2 separate regions of the Homo sapiens genome follow, and region 1 is linked to region 2. A link is an interaction called in ENCODE POLR2A ChIA-PET data of the cell type or tissue named here. Cell type or tissue: MCF 10A. All regions are shown on one strand. Links, peaks and the distances in the headings refer to the core of each region. The heading gives the core; the rest is flanking DNA.

Evidence for each region. ChIA-PET counts read pairs that join two places held together with the same protein. Peaks named below come from ENCODE experiments on the same cell type or tissue, not always from the same donor. Only the 100,000 strongest peaks of a DNase experiment are listed, where the experiment ranks them.
Region 1: POLR2A ChIA-PET joins it to region 2 with 5 read pairs; 9 of 35 experiments call an interaction of 5 or more read pairs at or near these places.

What each region holds. Positions count from the first base shown.
Region 1 is chr7:44,938,144-44,948,643 of GRCh38, reverse strand. No RefSeq gene overlaps it. Among named protein-coding and RNA genes, the nearest start is that of MYO1G, 36 kb to the left of the region's middle. In MCF 10A, for the core only: no CTCF peak of the experiment used is centred there; no DNase peak of the experiment used is centred there.
Region 2 is chr7:44,848,291-44,858,790 of GRCh38, reverse strand. H2AZ2-DT (H2AZ2 divergent transcript) reads right to left here and starts at 10,320. Exons shown (of 2, transcript NR_187581.1): 1 at 10,270-10,320; 2 at 9,226-9,332. RefSeq lists a silencer at 10,369-10,428 and an enhancer at 10,005-10,500. In MCF 10A, for the core only: no CTCF peak of the experiment used is centred there; a DNase peak (open chromatin) is centred at 5,190.

The sequences.
Region 1 (10,500 bases), core at 4,468-6,967, 89 kb before region 2:
GGTTAGTTCAAATATTAGAGTTAGAATTAGTATTGGGTTAGGGCTAAATTTGGTGTTAGAGTTAAATTTGGATTAGTTTTGGCAATATGATTATATTTATGATTATGGTTAGGCTTAATATTTGGTTGGTATGAGGATTACCTTTAGACTTAGGGTTGGAGTTAAGGATATCGTTAGTGTTTAGGTTAATGGGGTAGAGTTGAGGTAAAGTTGATTCTCAGAGCTGGAGTTAGTTAGGGTTACAGTTAGTTTAGGGTTAGATTTAAGGTTAGGGTTAGTTTTGGGTTTGAAGTTCAGGTTAGGATTAAATTACATTTGGGTTAGGCTTAGTGTTAGGGTTTAGAATTAATGCTAATTTGGGGATTGGGTGTGGTTAGAGTATTGTTAGTGACAGATTATGTTAAATTCAGAATTAGGATTAGAGTGTGGATGTGGGTTATTGTTATAATTAGGATAAAGTTTATTAGTAGAGCTATTTGTTGTTAGGGTCAGGAGTTAGGCTTAGAGAGAGCTCTTGGATTAAGGTTTATATTCTGTTTTGGTAAGGTTATGTTTTATTTAATATAGGTGGTAACTTTGGGGTTTGACTAGGGTTAGGTTTAAGGTAAAAGTTAGATTAGGCTTGAGTCAGGCTTAATGTTATGGTTAGATTTATGATTAGGGATAGAAATAGGGTTAGGATTAAAATCAATGACAGACTTAGCTTTTGGGTTAATGCTAGTTAGGGTCTTGTTAGGCTAGAATTACAGTGAAAGTTAGGTTTAGGATTAAAATTGTGTTTGGAGAGTCAATGATAAAGTTACTGAGACAAAAGAATTCATGAACATAACTGGGATATAAAATTAACACACAGTTCAGTACCATAAAACAGAGTGGAAAACATTAAAAATAAATAAATACATAAAATTGACATACAGGAATCAATAATGCCCTACATATACACAAATCTCAACCAGTCAGAGTATACAGTGGTAGCAAACACTGTATATGTAACAGCCCAAAAAGGTCAAATACTTAGGAATAAACCTAAAATGTGCAAAACCTGGCTGGGTGCAGTGGCTCACGCCTGTAATCCCAGCACTTTGGGAGGTTGAGGCCAGCAGATCACTTGAGGTCAGGAGTTTGAGATCAGCCTGGCCAACATGGCGAAACCCGTCCCTACTAAAAATACAAAAATTGGCCTGGTGTGGTAGCGGGCACCTGTAATCCCAGCTACTCAGGAGGCTGAGGCAGGAGAATCACTTGAACCTGGGAGGTGGAGATTGCAGTGAGCCAAGATTGTACCACTGCACTCCAGCCTGGGTGACACAGCAAGACTCCATCTCAAAAAATAAATAAATAAAAATAAAATAAAATGGGCGAAACCTATATAAGCCTGTAAGATACAAGGCTAAGTATGAATAAATGGAAGACATTTGTCCCTTGTTCTTGGACAGAAAAGTCAGTATCATTATGATGTCAGTTTTCTCTAAGCAAATTTACAGATTTAACACAATTCCAATAAAAACACCAATTATGAATATAAACAAGTTATTTATTTATTTATTTATTTTTGAGACAGAGTCTTCCTCTGTTACCAGGCTGGAGTGCAGTGGCATGATCTTGGCTCACTGTAACCTCCGCCTCCCGGGTTCAAGCCATTCTCCTGCCTCAGCCTCCCAAGTAGCTGGGATTACAGGCACCCACCACCACGCCCAGCTAATTTTTGTATTTTTAGTAAAGACAGGATTTCACCATGTTGGCCAGATGGTCTCGATCTCCTGACCTTGTGATCCACCTGCCTCGGCCTCCCAAAGTGCTGGGATTACAGGTGTGAGCCACCGTGCCCGGCCCCGAATATAAACAAGTTATTTTAAAGTTCATATAGAAAAATTAGAAGGAAACAATAGCCAGGAAACCACTGAAAAAGAGAAGCTACAAGAGCCAGCTAGCCACACCAAACATTAAAACATGCTACAAAGGCCTTTAAAATGAAGAGTATGGTACTAGAATGATTACCAGTGGAATAGAAAAGAAAGTAGAGAGCCGGGCGCGGTGGCTCATGCCTGTAATCCCAGCACTTTGGGAGGCCAAGGCGGGTAGATCACTTGATGCTTGGAGTTTGAGACCAGCCTGGCCAACATGGTGAAACTCTCTTCTCTACTAAAAATACCAAGATTAGCTGGGTGTGGTGGCGCGCACCTATGGTCCCAGCTACTCAGGAGGCTGAGACAGGAGAATCACTTGAACCCAGGAGGCAGAGGTTGTAGTGAGCAGAGGTTGCACCACTGCACTCCAGCCTGGGTGACAGAGTGAGACTCTGTCTTGAAAAAAAAGAAAGTACAGGAACAGACCCAAATTCACATGAAAATTTAGTACCTGATCATAATGGTGTCTCAAACTGCTGGATCAAAAACTTTTTCCTCCATCATCTTATTATGAACATTCTCAAACACACAGAAAAGTTGAAAAGACTTATATTTTATATTCTACTTGCCTTATCACATATGTATCCATTTATCCTCTCTACTAGCCATCTTGCTTTTGTTTTCTGGGGCATTTCAAATTAAGTTGCAGGCAACAGTATACTTCCCGTATTCAGATACTTCTGTTTGCACATTATTAACTGAAGTTTGTTATTTGTTTGTGGCTCTTGTTTTTCTTTTGAGGTACAATTTACATATAACATAGTACACAAATTTTAAGTGTACCATTTGATTATGTTTTTTCCCCACTTTTTATTTGATGACAAGTGTGTATACTTTTGTAACCTAACCCCTAGCAAGGGGGTTAGAGAGCATTCCCAAACCAAACGTGCCTGCCCCTTCACCAGGCAACCACTGTTCTATTTTTTTTTCCACCATAGATTGATTATTTTTGGCCATTCTAGATGCCACACATATGGAATCACACATTAAGTACTCTTTTCTGAGGTTTCTTTCATTCAGCATATTTCTGAGGTTAAGCATGTTTATAAGTTGTTTATTCATATTTCTTGCTGAGTGATATTTCACTATAGGGATGAACCACAGAGTGTTTATCTATTCTCTGGCTACATGAACTGCTTCCAGTGTTTGGTGATTATGAATAAAGCTGCTATGAAAATTCTCATTTTAATTAAACTTTTTATTTTGAGATAAAAGGAGATTCCCAATCAGTTGTAAGAAATAATACAGCAATCTCTTGTACACTTTGCCCAGTTTCCCCCAAGGGTAACATTTGCAAAAATATAGTCTAACATCATGACCAGTATATCCATATGGATAGAATCCATTGATCATATTCAGATTTTCCTCATTTTATTTCTGCATTGTGTGCGTGTGTCTGTGTGTGTGTTAAGTTCTATACGATTTTATCACCTGTATAAGTCCATGTATTCATCATCATGGTCAAGATACCGAAAAGTTCCCTCACCATAAAGATCCCTCGTGTTGCCCATTTATATGCACATCCACCTCCCTCCCACCCCCATTCCTCCTCCCAGTCCCTATTCGCTGGAAACCACTAATCTGTATCCCATATCCTGTAGGGGCTATGATTGCCTGGAGAGGGCAACAGGAGCTGTTCTTGTGGAAATGGACATTCTGTACCTTGACTGCGTCACTATAGTGTCCTGGTGTGATGCTGTACTCTCACTCTGCAAGATGTTAACCATTGGGCTGGGCGTGGTGGCTCACGCCCCAGCACTTTGGGAATGCCAAAGCGGGTGGATCACTTGAGGTCAGGAATTCCAGACCAGCCTGGCCAACATAGTGAAACCCTGTCTCTACTAAAAATACAACAATTAGCCAGATGTGTTGACATGCACCTGTAATCCCAGCGACTCGGGAGGATGAGGCACAAGAGTCGCTTGAACCTGGGAGGTGGAGGTTGCAGTGAGCAAAGATCATGCCACTGCACTCCAGCCTGGGTGACAGAGTGAGACTCCATCTCAAAAAGTAAAAAGTTACCAATGCCAGAAATAGAGTAAAGGGGACATAGGATCTCTCTGTGTTATTTCTTACAATTACATGTGAATCTACAATTATTTCAAAATAAAAAGTTTAATTTAAAAAATTCTTTTTGAGACAGGGTCTCGCTCTGTCACCGAGGCTAGAGTGCAGTGGCATGATGGGCTCAAGCAATCCTTCCACCCCTGCCTCTCGAGTAGCTGGGACTGGGACCACAGGCACGCGTCACCATGCCTGGCTAATTTTTAAATATTTTTGTAGAGGTGGGGTCTCCCTATGTTGCCCAGGCTGGTCTCAACCTTCTAGGGTCAAACAATTCTCCCACCTTGGCCTCCCAAATTGCTAGGATTACAGACATGAGCCACTATGCCCACCCTTAATTTAAAAATTTAAAAGGAGGGCTAGGAATCGTGGCTCAGGCCTGTAATCCCAGTACTTTAGGAAGCCAAGGCGGGAGGATAACTTGAGCCCAGGAGTTCAAGACCAGCTTGGGCAACACAGGGAGATCCTGCCTCTACAAAAAATTTAAAAATTAGCCAGGTGTGGTGGTGCATGCCTGTGGTCCCAGCTACTCAGGAGTCTGAGGTGGGAGGATTGTTTGAGCCCAGGAGGTTGAGGCTGCAGTAAGTTGTGATCACACCACTGCACTCCAGCCTGGGCAACAGAGTGAGACCCTGTCTCAAAAAAAAAAAAAGAAAAAATTAGGTGAAAATAAGACCAACAATCTGATAGAAAAATGAGCAAAAGCTATAAACAGACAATTCACACATACATAAAAAGACATAAATATGTGAAAAGATGTTCAATGTCACTCAAAATTAAATAACTGCAAATGAAAACTACATTCACACATCAGATTAAAAATTGTAAAAATATGACAGCACACTCTGTTGGTGAGGCTGTTGGGAAAGAAGCACTCTCATATGTTGGTGGTGAGAATACAATTTTTTTTTTTTTTTTTTTAGCAAGATCTTGCTCTGTCACTCAGGCTGGAGTGTAGTGGTGGGACCATAGCTCATGGCAGCCTCAAACACCTGGACTGAAGCAACCTTCCAGCCTCAGCCTTGGAAAGTACTGAGATTACAGGAATGAGCTACAGTGGCAAGCTGATATTTTGTTAATAGATTTTCTGTTTTAAGTTTATAGAAAAATTGAACAGGTAGTACAGATTTCCCATGTATTCCCTCTCCCTACTACACATATGGCTTCCTATTGTTAACATCTTGCATTAGTGTGCTACATTTGTTACAACTGATAAACCAATATTGATACATTATTGACTAAAGTTCACAATTTACCTTAAGGTTCACTCTTTGTGTTGTATGGTTCTATGGGTTTTAACAAATACATAATGTCATGTACCTACCATTACAGTGTCATACAGAATAGTTTGACTTCCCTAAAAATCCCTTTTACTCCACCTATTCATCCCTCCCCTCTTCTTTCCAAACCCCTAGCAACCACTGACTAATCTTTTTACTATGTCCATAATTTTACCTTTTCCAGAATGTCATATTGTTGGAATAATACAATATGTAGCCTTTTCAGACTGGTTTCTTTCAATTACCAAAATGCATTTAAGTTTCCTCCATGTCTTTTCATGGCTTTGTGTTATTTCTTATAATTACATGTGAATCTACAATTATTTCAAAATAAAAAGTTAGCCGAGCACGGTGGCTCACGCCTGTAATCCCAGCACTTTGGGAGGCCGAGGTGGGCAGATCACGAGGTCAGGAGATTGAGACCATCCTGGCTAACACGGTGAAACCCCATCTCTACTAAAAATACAAAAAATTAGCCGGACGTGGTAGCAGGCGCCTGTAGTCCCAGCTACTCAGGAGGCTGAGGCAGGAGAATGGCGTGAACCCGGGAGGCAGAGCTTGCAGTGAGCCAAGATCGCACCACTGCACTCCAGCCTGAGTGACAGAGCAAGACTCTGCCTCAAAAAAACAAAAACAAAAATAAATAAAAATAAAAAAATAAAAAGTTAAAAAAAAATTTTGAGACAGGTTCTTGCTCTGTCACCCAGGCTGGAGTGTAGTGGCGTGATCACCCAGGTTCTTGGGTGATCAAGAGCTTGATCATGGATCTTGATTAAGAGCCATGGCTTGGTGGCTCTTCTTTTTCTTTAATTGTTGAATAATGTTTCATTTTATGGCTGTATCGCAGTTTGTTTATTCATTCACCTGCTGAAGAATAACTTGGTTACTTGCAGGCTTTGGCAACTATGAATAAAGCTGCCATGAGCATTTGTGTGCAGGTTTTTTGTGTCTGGACATAGTTTTCAATTCATTTGGGTAAATACCGAGGAACGCAATTGCTGAAACATATGGTAAGAATATGTTTAGATTTTAAAGAAACTGCCAAACTGTCTTCCATGTGGCTGTCCCCATTTCACATTCCCACTAGCAATGAATGAGAGTTATTGATGCTACACATCCTCGCCATCATTTGGTATTGTCAGTGTTTTGGATTTTGCCCATTTTAACAGGGGTGAAGTGGTATATCATTGCTGTTTCAATTTGCATCTCCTTAATGGTATATCATGTTAAGCATCTTTTCATATGCTTACTTGACATCTGTATATCTTCTTGGTGAGGTGTCCTGATCTTTTGCCTTTTTTTTTTTTGAGACAGAGTTTTGCTCTTGTTGCCCAGGCTGGAGTGCAATGGCGGGATCTCGGCTCACCGCAACCTCCGCCTCCCAGGTTCAAGTGATTCTCCTGCTCGGCCTCCTGAGTAGCTGGGATTACAGGCATGCACCACCATACCCGGCTAATTTTGTATTTTTAGTAGAGATGGATTTTCTCCATGTTGGTCAGGCTGGTCTCAAACTCCCGACCTCAGGTAATCCGCCGGCCTCGGCGTCCCAAAGTGCTGGGATTACAGGCGTGAGTCACCGTGCCCAGCCTATTATGTTATATTTCTATATTATATTTTATTTCTATAGAAGTTCTTTCTATATTTTGGATACAAGCCTTCTATCAAATATGTGTTTTGCAAATATTTTCTCCCAGTGTGTTGCTTGTCTTTTCATTCTCTTAATAATGTCTTTCACACAGCAAATATTTTTAGTTTTAATGAAGTCCAGCTTATTAATTATTTCTTCCATGGTTCATACTTTTGGTGTTATATCTAAAGAATCATTACCATACCTAAAGTCATATAGGTTTTCTCCCATGTTATCATCTAGGAGTTTTATAGTTTTGTGTTTTATATTTAGGTCTATGATTCATTTTGAGTTCATTTTTGTGAAAAGTATAAGATATCTGTCTATCTGTCTAGATTCTTTTTTTTTTTTTGGCATATGAATGTCCAATTGTTCTAACACCATTTGTTTTTGTTTGTTTGTTTGTTTGTTTTTTGAAACAGAGTCTCACTCTGTCACCCAGGCTGGAGTGCAGTGGCACAATCTTGGCTCACTGCAACCTCAGCCTCCCAGTTTCAAGTGGTTCTCCTACCTTAGCCTCTTGCTGGGATTACAAGTGCTCGCCACCACGCCCAGCTAATTTTTACATTTTTAGTAGAGACAGAGTTTTGCTATGTTGGCCAGTCTGGTCTCAAACTCCTGACCTCAAGGGACCCCCCTGCCTCGGCCTCCCAAAGTGCTGGGATTACAGGGGTGAGCCACCGTGCCCCAACACCAGTTGTTTAAAAGACCATCTTTGCTCCATTATATTGTCTTTGCTCCTGTGTCAAAGATCAGTTGACTATATTTGTGTGGGTCTATTTCTGGGCTCTATATTCTGTTCCATTGATCTATTGTCTATTCTTTCACCAATACTTTAGCTTTATAGTAAGTCTCTTTTTTTTGAGACAGTCTTGCTGTGTCACCCAGGCTGGAGTATGGTGGCACGATCTTGGCTCACTGCAACCTCTGCCTCCCAGGTTCAAGCGATTCTTCTGCCTCAGCCTCCAGAGTAACTGAGATTACAGGCATCTGCCACCACGCCCAGCTAATCTTTTGTATTTTTAGTAGATACAGAGTTTCACCATGTTGGCCAGGCTGGTCTCGAACTCCTGACCTCAGGTGATCCATCTGCCTTGGCCTCCCAAAGTGCCACCGCACTTTACAGGCATGAGCACAGGATTACAGGATTACAGGCATGAGCCACTGCGCCCCACCTAGCTTTATAGTAAGTCTTGAAGTCAGGTAGTATCGGTTTTCTGACTGTGCTCATCTTTTTCAATACTGTGTTGGCTATCCTGGGTCTTTTGCCTTTCTGCATAAAGTTTATAATTTGTTTATATCTAAAAAGTAACTTGCTGGGATTTTGATTTGGATTTCATTAAATATATAGATCTAATTGGGAAGGACTGACATCCTGACAATAGTGACTCTTTCTGTCCATGAACATGGGGTATCTCTCCATTTATCTAGTTCTTTGATTTCTTTCATCAGAGTTATATGGTTTTTCTCATATAGAACTTGTACATATTTCTTAGATTTATACCTATTTCCCCTCCCCCCCCCCTTTTTTTTGGTGCTAATATGAATGCTGTCTTTTTAATTTAAAATTTCAGGCCAAGTGCAGTGGCTCACACCTGTAATCCCAGTGCTTTGGAAGGCCTAGTTGGGATGCTTGCTTGAGGCCAGGAGTTCAAGATCAGCCTGGGCAAATAGCGAGACCCTGTCTCTACAGAAAAAATTAAAACTTAGTTGGGCATGGTGGCATCCACCTGTAGTCCTAGCTACTTGGGAGACTGAGGGGAGGACTGGTTGAGCCAGGGAGTTTGAGGTGACAGTGAGCTATGATCACACCACTGCATTCCAGCCTGGGCAACAACAAAGTAAGACCCTGTCTCTTAAAAAATTCAATTGTTCATTACTGGTATATAACAAAGCAATTTGACTTTTATAGATTAACCTGGTATCCTACAACCTTGCTATAATTGTTTATTAGCTTCAGGAGGTTTTGTTTTTGTTTTTGTTATTCACTACATAGACAATCATGCCATCTTTAAAAAGTTTTATCTCTTTTTTAGTTTTTATTATTTATTTATTTTGAGATGGAGTCTTGCTCTGTTGCCCAGGCTGGAGTGCAGTGGCACAATCTCAGCTCACTACAACCTCCACCTGCCAGGTTTAGGCGATCCTCCCACCTCAGCCTCTGGAGTAGCTGAGATTACAGGCGCCCGCCACCACGCCTGGCTCATTTTTGTGTTTTTAATAGAGATGGGGTTTCACCATGTTGGCCAGGCTGGTCTTGAACTCCTCACCTCAGGTGATCTGCTCACCTTGGCCTCCCAAATTGCTGGGATTACAGGCGTGAGCCATTGCACCCGGCCTTATTTCTTTTTTAAAAAGTCATCCTGGCTGGGCACGGTGGCTCATGCCTGTAATTCCCAGGACTTTGAGAGGCTGAGGTGGATGGATCACGAGATCAGGAGTTCAAGACCAGCCTGGCCAACATAGTGAAACCCCATCTCTACTAAAAATACAAAAAAAAATTAGCAGGGCATGGTGGTGGGCACCTGTGGTCCCAGCTACTTGGGAGACTTAGGCAGGAGAATCGCTTGAATCCGCGAGCCAGAGGTTGTGGTGAGCTGGGATCACACCACTGCACTCCAGCCTGGGTGACACAGCAAGACGCTCAAAAAAAAAAAGTCACCCTGTATACCTTTTGTTTTCTTTCCTTATCTTATTGCATTAGCCAGGTTGCCCAGTACAATGTTGAAAAAGAGTGGTGAGAGGGAACATCCTTGCTTTGTTCCTGATCTTAGTGGGAAAGCTTCAAGTTCCTCATCATTAAATATGGACAATACTCATTTCTATTTCTGCCATCCATTGGGTCTACAGATATCATTAAGTTTAAAACGTGACACAAACCACAGCTTGTGTTGATTAATTCCCCTGAACATTACACATTTCTTATATACTAGATTCTTTCCAACAAATGCATTGTATTTTTAAATTTTGTGTCTTCAAAAGGTCAAATTGATCTTTCTATTTCTTTTGTCACATGAATGTACATGCACAAATATATACGTGCAACATGTATATATGATCATATAGACATATATAGCAACATAGATACAGATGTTACATACATATAACCAGTTTAGCTGAAGAGCTCTAGCTCATCGGCCCCTAATGCAGAGTTTCTGGCAAGTAACTAAGTATGTCTATTCCTGACATCTATGAACAATTTGGGAAATTACCGAAGGTGGGTTTGCAGAACACTGGGCCCACTACAGCACCACCTTCCTCAACCTCCACCTGCTCCTCTCTGATTTGTGGTCCACAGAGGTTTCTCTGGGTCTTTGCTCATTCCCCTTTCCCCAGAGCACAGCTGTCTTGCAAGCACCTCTGGAAACACCTAGGAGAGAGAGTCACAGCCCATTTCTGTGGACATGCCCCAGGGTCACCTTTCTTCAATGGGTCCCACTTTGTGACGTGGCTCAGATTCAGGAGTGGAGAAAGAAGTCTCCAGTTTCCATTTTAGTAACTCAGAGCAGGGTAAGAGGTTTTGTTTTTACAGTGTAGATAAGACCCTGGTAGGCTGCCCAACTCACTCAGTCCTAGGATTGATACCATAATTATTTTAGTCATTGTTCTAATGGCTTCTAAT
Region 2 (10,500 bases), core at 4,004-6,503:
AATGGAGTGAAATTGAGAGGGCTTACTATTTTGTAGCATATAAATTTGATGAAACAGGCTGGGTGGGGTGGCTCACGCCTGTAATCCCAGCACTTTGGGAGGCCAAGGCGGGCGGATCACTTGAGGTCAGGAGTTTGAGACCAGCCTGGCCAACATGGCAAAACCCCGTCTCTACTAAAAATACAAAAAAATTAGCTAGGCATGGTGGCGGGTACCTGTAGTTCCAGTTACTCAGGAGGCTGAGGCAGGAGAATCGCTTGAACATGGGAGGCAGGGGTTGCAGTGAACTAAGATCCTGCCACTGTACTCCAGCCTGGGCGACACAGTGAGACTCTGGCTCAAAAAAAAAAAGGAAAAAAATATATACAAGTTACATTTCTGCAAGAGAAAAAAAAAGTTTCATTTTCCATTTGTGCATTGCTAGTGGATAAAATAGGTAATGCATGCACATTGTACAAATTCTAGTGACCCAAGTTTTTTTTAAAGAAACAATTTTCTTGTAAAAACATTTGTTGCCAATTTACTTTAAATTTACTTCAACATACCCAGTTGAAAATGGGGCAAAATAAATGAGAATATAAAATAAAGTAAAAGAGGCCATGAGATATTATTGTAGCTGAGTGATGCCAGGTTCACTGCACTATTTGTTTTACTTTCATATGAGCTTAAAGTTTTTGATAAGAGAAAGTTTAAAAACAAAACAAAACAAAATCATATGCTGTATCAGTCAACATTCATTCAGGTTCCAGAAAATACAATGTTTTTTTGTTTTGATACAGGGTCTCACTCTGTCGCTCAGGCTGGTCTCAAACTCCTGGGCTCAAGGGATCCTCCTACCACCAACTCCGCCTCCCTAAGTGCTGGAATTACACACATGAGCCACTGTGCCCAGCCCATCACTTATCTGAACAGAGACAATATAAGATATCATTAACTGGGTATAATATTGTTAACTACTAGGGCCAGGCGCGGTGGCTCACACCTGTAATCCCAGCACTTTGGGAAGCCAAGGCGGGTGGATCATGAGGTCAGCAGTTCGAGACCAGCCTGGCCAACATGGTGAAACCCCGTCTCTACCACAAATACAAAAATTAGCTGGGCGTGGTGGTGGGCGCCTGTAATCCCAGCCACTGGGGAGGCTGAGGCAGAAGAATCATTTGAACCCAGGAAGCAGAGGTTGCAGTCAGCCGAGATCTCGCCATTACACTCCAGCCTTGGTGACAGGGTGAGACTCTGTCTCAAAAAAAAAAAAAAAAAAAAAAAAAAATATATATATATATATATATATATATATATATAACTATATATACTATATATAACTACATATATGATCATATATCTATAGTTAACTACTAAAGGGTAAAAAGAGAACTCTAAGGTGTCATGGAGGTAGCAACTAGCAGCTACCTTGAAAAAATCAAAGGGAAAATCTTAGAAACCTAGAGAAAGGGACCTCTAGAGCTGCAACTCAAACCTCTGAGGAAGGAGCCGGCTGGTGCTGGTGAGGGGGTTAGAGACAATTAGGCTGGCTTTTCAAGAGTTGGAAAAACTGAGTCAGCTGCTGCTACCTAACGAACTGCTCCAGCCAGAGTGAAGTCCTGAATAAGTGACACTCAGAGAAACAGAAAGCGGACTGGAGGGCGCCTTCAGTCTTTCCATTTCCCTCTAGTTCCCCCTATTGGCAAAGCCTAGCAGGGAAGCAAAGGCAAAGCAGAAGTGTGTTTTGCAGAGTCCCAGGCATCACAGCTGAGTATAGAAGGGTGGGTGCATCCTGATTGACCTCATTTAGAACTGGCCAGGCTTGGGCCAGGCTCACTGGCTCACGCTTGTAATCCCAGCACTTTGGTAGGCTGAGGCGGGCGGATCACAAGGTCAGGAGATCGAGACCATCCTGGCTAACACGGTGAAACCCTGTCTCTACTAAAAATACAAAAAAAAAAAGTCGCCGGGTGTGGTGGCGGGCACCTGTAGTCCCAGCTACTCCGGAGGCTGAGGCAGGAGAATGGCGTGAACCCGGAAGGCGGAGCTTGCAGTGAACCGAGATGGCGCCACTGCACTCCCGCCTGGGTGACAGAACGAGACTCCGTCTCAAAAAAAAAAAAAAAAGAAAGAAAAATTGGGCAGGTTCTGGCTCATGTGAGTAGCTGCCTTGCCACTGCAATCTGCCCTAAACCTTTCCAGGAATTTTTACAAAATAATAGTAATAATAATAATACAGTCATGTGCCACATAGGGCATTTATTTGTGGCCCCATAGGATTACAATGAAATTGAAAAATTCCTATTGCCTAGTGACATCATAACCATCTTAGCCATTATAACCTCTTAGTGCCAGGCATTACCCACGTTTCTGGTGATGCTTGTGTAAACAAACCTACTGGCTGCCAGTTGTATAAAAGTATAGCACTTGCAATTATGTACAATATATAATTGCTAATGATAATAAAAAACTATGTTACTGATACTTTTTTTTTTTTTTGAGACAGAATCTTGCTCTGTGGCCCAGGATAGAGTGCAGTAGTGTTATCTCGGCTCACTGCAACCTCCACCTCCCAGGTCCAAGCGATTCTCCTGCCTCAGCCTCTTGAGTAGCTGGAATTATAGACGTGTGCCACCATGCCAGCTAATTTTTGTATTTTTAGAGAGACAGTGTTTCACCATGTTGGGCAGCTGGTCTCGAACTCCTGGCCTCAGGTGTCTGCCAGCCTCGGCCTCCCAAAGTGCTGGGATTGCAGGCATAAGCCACCGCGCCCAGTAGTTACTGGTACTTTTTATCAATATTTTATTTATTTTTATTTTTTATTTTTTGAGACAGAGTCTCGCTCTGTCGCCCAGGCTGGAGTGCAGTGGCTCGATCTCAGCTCACTGCAACCTCCGCCCCAGGTTCAAGCGATTCTCCTGTCTCAGCTCCCCCGAGTAGTTGGGACTACAGGTATCTGCCACCACGCCCGGCTAATTTTTGTATTTTTAGTAGAGACGGGGTTTCACTATGTTGGCCAAGCTGGTCTCAAGCTCCTGACCCCAAGTGATCCGCCCACCTCGGCATCCCAAAGTGCTGGGATTACAGGCGTGAGCCACCACGCCTGGCCCTTTATCATTATTTTAGAGTGTACTCCTTCTACTCATAAAAAAAGAACTGTAAAACAGTCTCAGGCAGGTCCTTCAGGAGGGATCCACAAGAAGGCATTGTTATCACAGGACATGACAGCTCCATATGTGTTAATGCCCTTGAAGACATTCCAGTGTGACAAGATGTGGAGCTGGAAGACAGTGATATTGATGATCCTCACCCTGTATAGACCAAGGCTAATATGTGTGTTTGTTTCTTCATTTTTAACATACAAGTTTTTAAAAGTGAAAAAACAATTTTTTTTAATTAAAAATAGACCAGGTGCCATGGCTCACGGGTCTGTAATCCCAGCACTCTGGGTGGCCAAGAGGGGAAGGATCACTTAAGTCCAGGAGTTGGAGACCAGCCTGGGCAACATGGTGAAACCCCGTCTCTACAAAAAATACAAAAATTTGCCGGGCCTGGTGATCTGTGCCCATAGTCCCAGCTACTCAGGAGCCTGAGGTGAGAGAATCACTTGAGCCCAGGAAGCGAAGATTGCAGTGAGCTGAGATTGCGCCATTGCACTGCAGCCTGGGTGGCAGAGTAAAATCCCTTCTCAATAAAAAGCAAAAAGCTTACAGAATATGGATATGAAGAAATAAAACATTTTGTGCAGTCATACAAGGTATTTGTGTTTTAAGCTAAGTGTTTTACAAAAACTCAAAAAAATTTTTTAATGTAAAGGTTTATAAAGTTAAAAAGTTATGGTAAGCTAAGGTTAACTTATTATTGAAGAAAAATATTTTTATAAATTTAGAGGAGCCTATGCACACTGTTCATAGTCTCCAGTACTATACAGTATAAAGTCCTAGGCCTTCACATTCATTCACCACCCACTCACTGAATCATTCAAAGCAACTTCCAGTCCTGCAAGCTCCATTTATGGTAAGTGCCCTATACAAGTGTACTATTTTGTATCTTTTTTGGGGTTTTTGTTTGTTGGTTTGTTTTTTGAGACAGAGTTTCGCTCTTGTTGCTCAGGCTGGAGTGCAATGGCACGATCTCGGCTCACTGCGACCTCTGCCTCCCAGGTTCAAGCGATTCTCCTGCCTCAGCCTCCCCAGTAGCTGGGATTACAGGCATGTGCCACCACACCCAGCTAATTTTTGTATTTTTAGTAAAGATGGGGTTTCACCATGTTGGCCAGGCTAATCACGAACTACTGACCTCAGGTGATCTGCCCACCTCAGCTTCCCAAAGTGTTGGGATTATAGGCATGAGCCACCCCAGCCCAGCCTTGTATCTTTTATACTGTATTTTTACTGTTCCTTTTCTATGTTTAGGTATACAAATACTTACCATTATGTTACAGTAGTATTCAGCACTAGTAACATGCTGTACAGATTTGTAGCCTAGGAACAACAGGCTATGCCATATAGCTAGGTGTCTAGTAGGCTATATATACCATCTAGGTTTGTGTAAGTACACTCTATAATGTGAGCATGATGATGAAATTTCCTAATGACACATTTCTCAGAAGGTATCCCCATCAGTAAGCAATGCATGACTGTACTTTAAAAAGGAGAATTTGGCTATCCTTTACAAAAGTAGCCAAAAGAGGCCGGGCGCGGTGGCTCACGCCTGTAATCCCAGCACTTTGGGAGGCCAAGGCGGGTGGATCACGAGGTCAGGATATCGAGACCATCCTGGCTAACACGGTGAAACCCCGTCTCTACTAAAAATACAAAAAAAAATTAGCTGGGCGTGGTAGCGGGGGCCTGTAGTCCCAGCTACTCGGGAGGCTGAGGCAGGAGAATGGCGTGAACCTCGGAGGCGGAGCTTGCAGTGAGCCGAGATCGCGCCACTGCACTCCAGCCTGGGCGACAGAGCGAGACTCCGTCTCAAAAAAAAAAAAAAAGGAATAGCCAAAAGAAAATTTCTGTCTCTTACAGTCTTTGTGATATTTTGAAGAGCACTGCAGCATTAAAATGGAATTTAAAAGTGAACACAGGGATAAAAAGCTCCTGCAATCTATGTATAGTAATCTTTAAGTCTGAAGTCTCTAAATGCTAACACACTTCACTGTATCAGCAACACCTCTGCAGAGGTGAAACTGATGACTAAGGGCAAGGATGGGAGGAGTTTGTGTGTCTGTGTGTATGAGTCTTGCTCTCACTCAGGCTGGAAGGCAGTGGCACAATCACAGCTCATTGCATCCTTAAATTCCTGGGCTCAAGTGATCCTTCTCCCTCAGCCTCCTGAGTAGCTGGGACTACATGTGCACGCCACCATGCCTGGCTTATTTTCTTAATTTTTTTATTTTTTGAGACGGAGTCTTGCTGTGTCGCCCAGGCTGGAGTGCAGTGGCGCAATCTCGGCTCACTGCAGGCTCCGCCTCCCGGGTTCATGCCATTCTCCTGCCTCAGCCTCCCGAGTAGCTGGGACTACAGGCGCCCGCCACTACGCCCGGCTAATATTTTGTATTTTTAGTAGAGACGGGGTTTCACCGCGTTAGCCAGGATGGTCTCGATCTCCTGACCTCGTGATCTGCCTGCTTCGGCCTCCCAAAGTGCTGGGATTACAGGCGTGAGCCACCGCGCCCGGCTTATTTTTTTTATTTTTCACAGAGATGTGGGTCTCACTATGTCACCCACACTGGTCTCGAACTCCTGGGCTCAAGCGATCCTCCTGCCTTAACCTCTAAAGTGCTGAGATTACAGGCATGAGCCACTGCACCAGGGGAGTCTTTTCACTGTATACCCTTTGTACATTTTGAAATTTTGTACGTGTGAATATCTTGCCTACTCAAAAATTGACTACATTTTTGCAGAGAAAAGTCATTGTCTTAGTTCAGGTTTCCCAGGAAACAAATGGGATTTGCTTTCAAGAGGTAATAGTATGGAATGCTCTTGGGGACATTACTAGGAGAAAATAGAGGAAGTAGGATTACGCAGAAGTTGAACTTCAATGCAGTTAGATCAAGTCAAAACTAATCACACAAGAAACTCTGGAGCTGGAATGGCCCTTCAGAATTGTCTCAAATTAAGGCAAAAGAGCTAGGCACTATATCCTACATCCACCAGTCACTGGAGGTAGGCCCCCTAAAAAGGAGTGTAAACTTGGGCGATACAGCTTCCTTTGGCCAAGTCCAATTCCTGGGTAGAGATCCCTGAGTAATGATCAGTCAACACTTCCAGGAGCTAAATAAGTGCTCCAGTTTTTTTGTTTTTGTTTTTTTGAGACAGAGTCTTGCTCTGTTGCCCAGGCTGGAGTGCAGTGGCGTCATCTCGGCTCATTGCAACTTCCACCTCCTGGGTTCAAGTGATTCTCCTGCCTCAGCCTCCCAGAGTAGCTGGGACTACAAGCGCATGCCACTACACCCAGCTAATTTTTGTTTTAGTAGAGATGGGGTTTCACCATGTTGGCCAAGCTGGTCTGGAACTCCTGACCTCAGGTGATCTGCCCACCTCAGCCTCCCAAAGTTCTGAGATTACAGGGATGAGCTACCACACCTGGCCAAGTGCTCCAGTTTTATAAGGAATACGTGGGCTCTGGACTGTGCACTGCAGCATATACTATACCAGTGGTTCTTAAATTTCAGTATGCACCAGAATCCCCTGGAGCGCTTGTAGGTCCCACCCTCAGTGTCAGATTCAGCAGGTCTGGGGTGGTGGTGAGAATACATTTCTAACAAGTTCCAAGTGATGCTGATGCTGGTGGTCTAAGGATCACACTTTGAGAACAATTATACTATATATTACTGGGTTAAATCCAGCAACATTGAATAATTTTTTTTTTAGAGATACAGTCTGGTTCTGTTGCCTGTCTGGTGAGCAGTGACACAATCATACATAGCTCACTGCAGCCTTGAACTCGTGGGCTCAAGTTCTCTACCCACCTCAGCCTCTCAACTAGCTGGGATCACAGGCATGTGCCACACACTCAGCTAATTTTTTTCTTTTAATTTTTGTAGAAGTGGAGTCTTGCCATGTTGCCCAGGCTGGTCTCAAACTCCTGCCCTGGTGACTCATGCCTTGGCCTCCCAAAGCTTTAGGATTACAGGCATGAGCTACCATCCCCAGCCCAAAGTTGAATAATTTGTCAATGTTTGTAGTTTATCATTTATAGATGCTAATACATAACATTTTCTGGTTAGACTGGTGTTCTTCATGAGCTCATCTTTGCCTTTTTTGTTACCCTAGTTCACTAGAAACTAAATTTTACTAACACACTTGGTTTATAAAACTGTTAGTAGGCAGACTTTTTTCTGGCATCTGTGTTTACAGTGATGATATAATTTAGTGATGATATATAAATCAGTGAAAGGATTACTATTATCTACAATGAGAACCAGTCTTTTTCAACCTAACTCCACTTTCATCAAAATCTGAATCAATGACATGAAGGCTGAGGGGTAGAGAGTGGTGAGAAAATGATTTTCCTGTTAAGGAAGGAAGTTAACATTTATTGGATATTATGTGCTAGGTACAGTGCTAGGTGCTTTCTCATACATTATTGGACACTTCTTTCAGCCCCCCTTCACAAGGGCAACTCTTCTTTTTTTTTTTTTTTTTGAGATGGAGTGGAGTCTTGCTCTGTCGCCCAGGCTGAAGTGCAGTGGCGCAATCTTAGCTCACTGCAGCCTCCGCTTCCCAGGCTCTCCTGGGCCCAGGTGATTTTCCTGCGTCAGCCTCCTGAGTAGCTGGGAATAACAGGCATGCGCCACCACGCCTGGCTAATTTTTGCATTTTTAGTAGAGACAGGGTTTTGCCATGTTGGCCAGGCTGGTCTCGAACTCCTGACCTCAGATGATCCACCCACCTTGGCCTCCCAAATTGCTGGGATTACAGGAGTGAGCCACCACGCCCAGCCTGCATGCTCTTTGTGGACCACCCACACCAGCTAAACTACATTCCCTGTTTCTCTCTTAAAGCACCCTGTTCTTTTCCTTCAGCACACTTGAACTTATTATAATTCACATATGGTATTTGTTTATTTCTTTAACATCTGACTCCCGCTGCAGAGGACCACAAGGGCAAGGACAATGTCTATTTTGCTAATCACCAAATCCTCAGTACCTAGCACAGTGCCTGCAAACAGTAGGCACTGAGTGATTTGTTAAAGGAATAACTCACAGGCTTATGCCTTGGTAGATTGGTAATGCCATCCACTGAGGCCAGAAACACAGAGGAGCAGGAATTAACAATGGCTATTTTTACTGAAGTAACTCCACTCTTCTACCTAGTTTTGAGGCTTCTATTAATCTGGGCACATTGCTCCATTCCTTCCTATTTCACTGGACACCCTTCCTCACACTTGTCTGTACCTTCATCCGTATTTTTCCAAATTCTTACTTAGAAGCTCACCCTCTTCCTCTTCTTGAATTTAAGTTACCTTTTTTTAAAGACTCACTTCCCCAAAGTTGCTTCTCCTGATTCAAACTTTGGAACAGCTATCATCAGCCTGGATATAAATTTCTAAAGTGCCAGCCTGGGAAAATCCTATGACAACAGAATCTCCACTAAGGCAGAAACTTGTTTTTTTCACTATTAACTCACCAACACCAAGAACACATTCTAGCACAGTCAATGCATCATACTGTGAAAAGAATGAAAGAATTTAAAGCTGGAATGAGTTGGAACAAATGTGAGCTGGTATCTTGGTTATCTACAGGCTATGCGGTCTCAGGCAAATGACTAAGTTCACCTAAGCCCATTTCTTCAGTTATGAAATGAAGCTGGCTCTCCCAGAAAGCTCATATTGTCCAGACTGTAATAGAGATGATCATGATAGGGTGATGGGCCTTTTTTAATTGTGGAAACAGGCCAGGCGCGGTGGCTCACGCCTGTAATCCCAGCACTTTAGGAGGCTGAGGCGAGAGGATCACTTGAGGTCAGGAGTTCAAGACCAGCCTGGCCAACATGGTGAAACCCTATTTCTACTAAAAATACAAAAACTAGCGGGGAATGGTGGTGGGAGCCTTTAGTCCCAGCTACCCAGGAGGCTGAGGCAGGAGAATCGCTTGAACTCAGGAGGCGGAGGTTGCAGTGAGCCCAGATCACACCACTGCACTCCATCCAGCCTGGGCAACAGAGTGAGACTTCATCTCAAAAAGTAAATAAATAAATAAATTGTGTTAACACTGTGGAAGAAAAACGATCGCTGGAGAGCCTGTGCACTCACATACATCCTTTAATTTTTACAACAGCTTCCGGGGGAAGGCGATTCCACTTTAGAGCTTTTCTTCCTTTCTAGCTGGGAGTTATCCTCCAAATTTTAACCTAATGATGTAAGCAAAATAAACACACTGAAGAGGTTGAGAAAAGAAAAACGGCTCACAACAGTCTGAGCTCTGTGAGGTCTGCAAAATGTATTAGGCCTAGAGGGACATGAGTATGGGACTTCGGTTATGCCCACCCTCTGCCCCCACATACACACATACCCAATCCCATGCATACCCAATTGTTTAAAGTCATTTCATTCCTGACTATCGGCCTCATCCATTACCTTTTTTTTTATTATTATTTTTTAGACAGGGTATATTCTGTCTCCCAAGCTGGAGTGCAGTGGTGCGATCATGACTCACTGCAGCCTCGACCTCCTGGGCTCAAGAGATCCTCCTGTCTCAGTCTTGACAGTAGGTGAGGCTACAGGTTCGCGCCACCAAGCCGGCCCCATTATCTTCGTGTTCTTAGAATTTGTAATACATGCCGGGCGCGGTGGCTCACGCCTGTAATCCCAGTACTTTGGGAGGCAAAGGGGGGCAGATCACCTGAGGTCAGGAGTTCGAGACCAGCCTGACCAACACGGAGAAACCCCGTCTCTATTAAAAATACAAAAGTTAGCTGGGCATTGGGGCGCGCGCCTGTAGTCCCAGGACTCCATCTCTAAAAAAGGAAAAAGAATTTGTCATACAAATAACAATATGTAGCCAATTGATAGCTTTTGTTTTTGTTTGTTTGTTTTGAGACGATGCGTCGCCCAGCTGGAGTGCAGTGGCGCGATCTCGGCTCACTGCAACCTCCGCCTCCGGGGTTCAAGCGATTCTCCCGCCTCAGCCTGCCGCGGACCTTGTCAGGGTCCGCGCTGAGAGGACGTCAGGGTAGTCAGTCCGCCAGAATACGGCTGAGCATGAGGCCTGCCTAACCTTGAAACCCAGCGCCCTCCTGATCCACACGTTCTAAGACGAATAAATCCTCACAGTCTGTGAAAACCCACCAGGAGAAGCACGTCCAACACTCTTTACCTCCCCAAACAAGTCTCAGAAGCGGGAAAACCAACGCCGCGAATGGGCGGGAAAGCCACAGCGCCTGCAATCGCTTCACCTTATTAGCTAATTTTGCTGTCCTTCCCAGTGGCCCGCCTCCCTTGCTCGCGGGCGATATTTTTATTGGCTTTCGTCTGCGAGGCGTCCAATCTCATTGGTTTGCCTTTCTGTTCGTCAGGCTT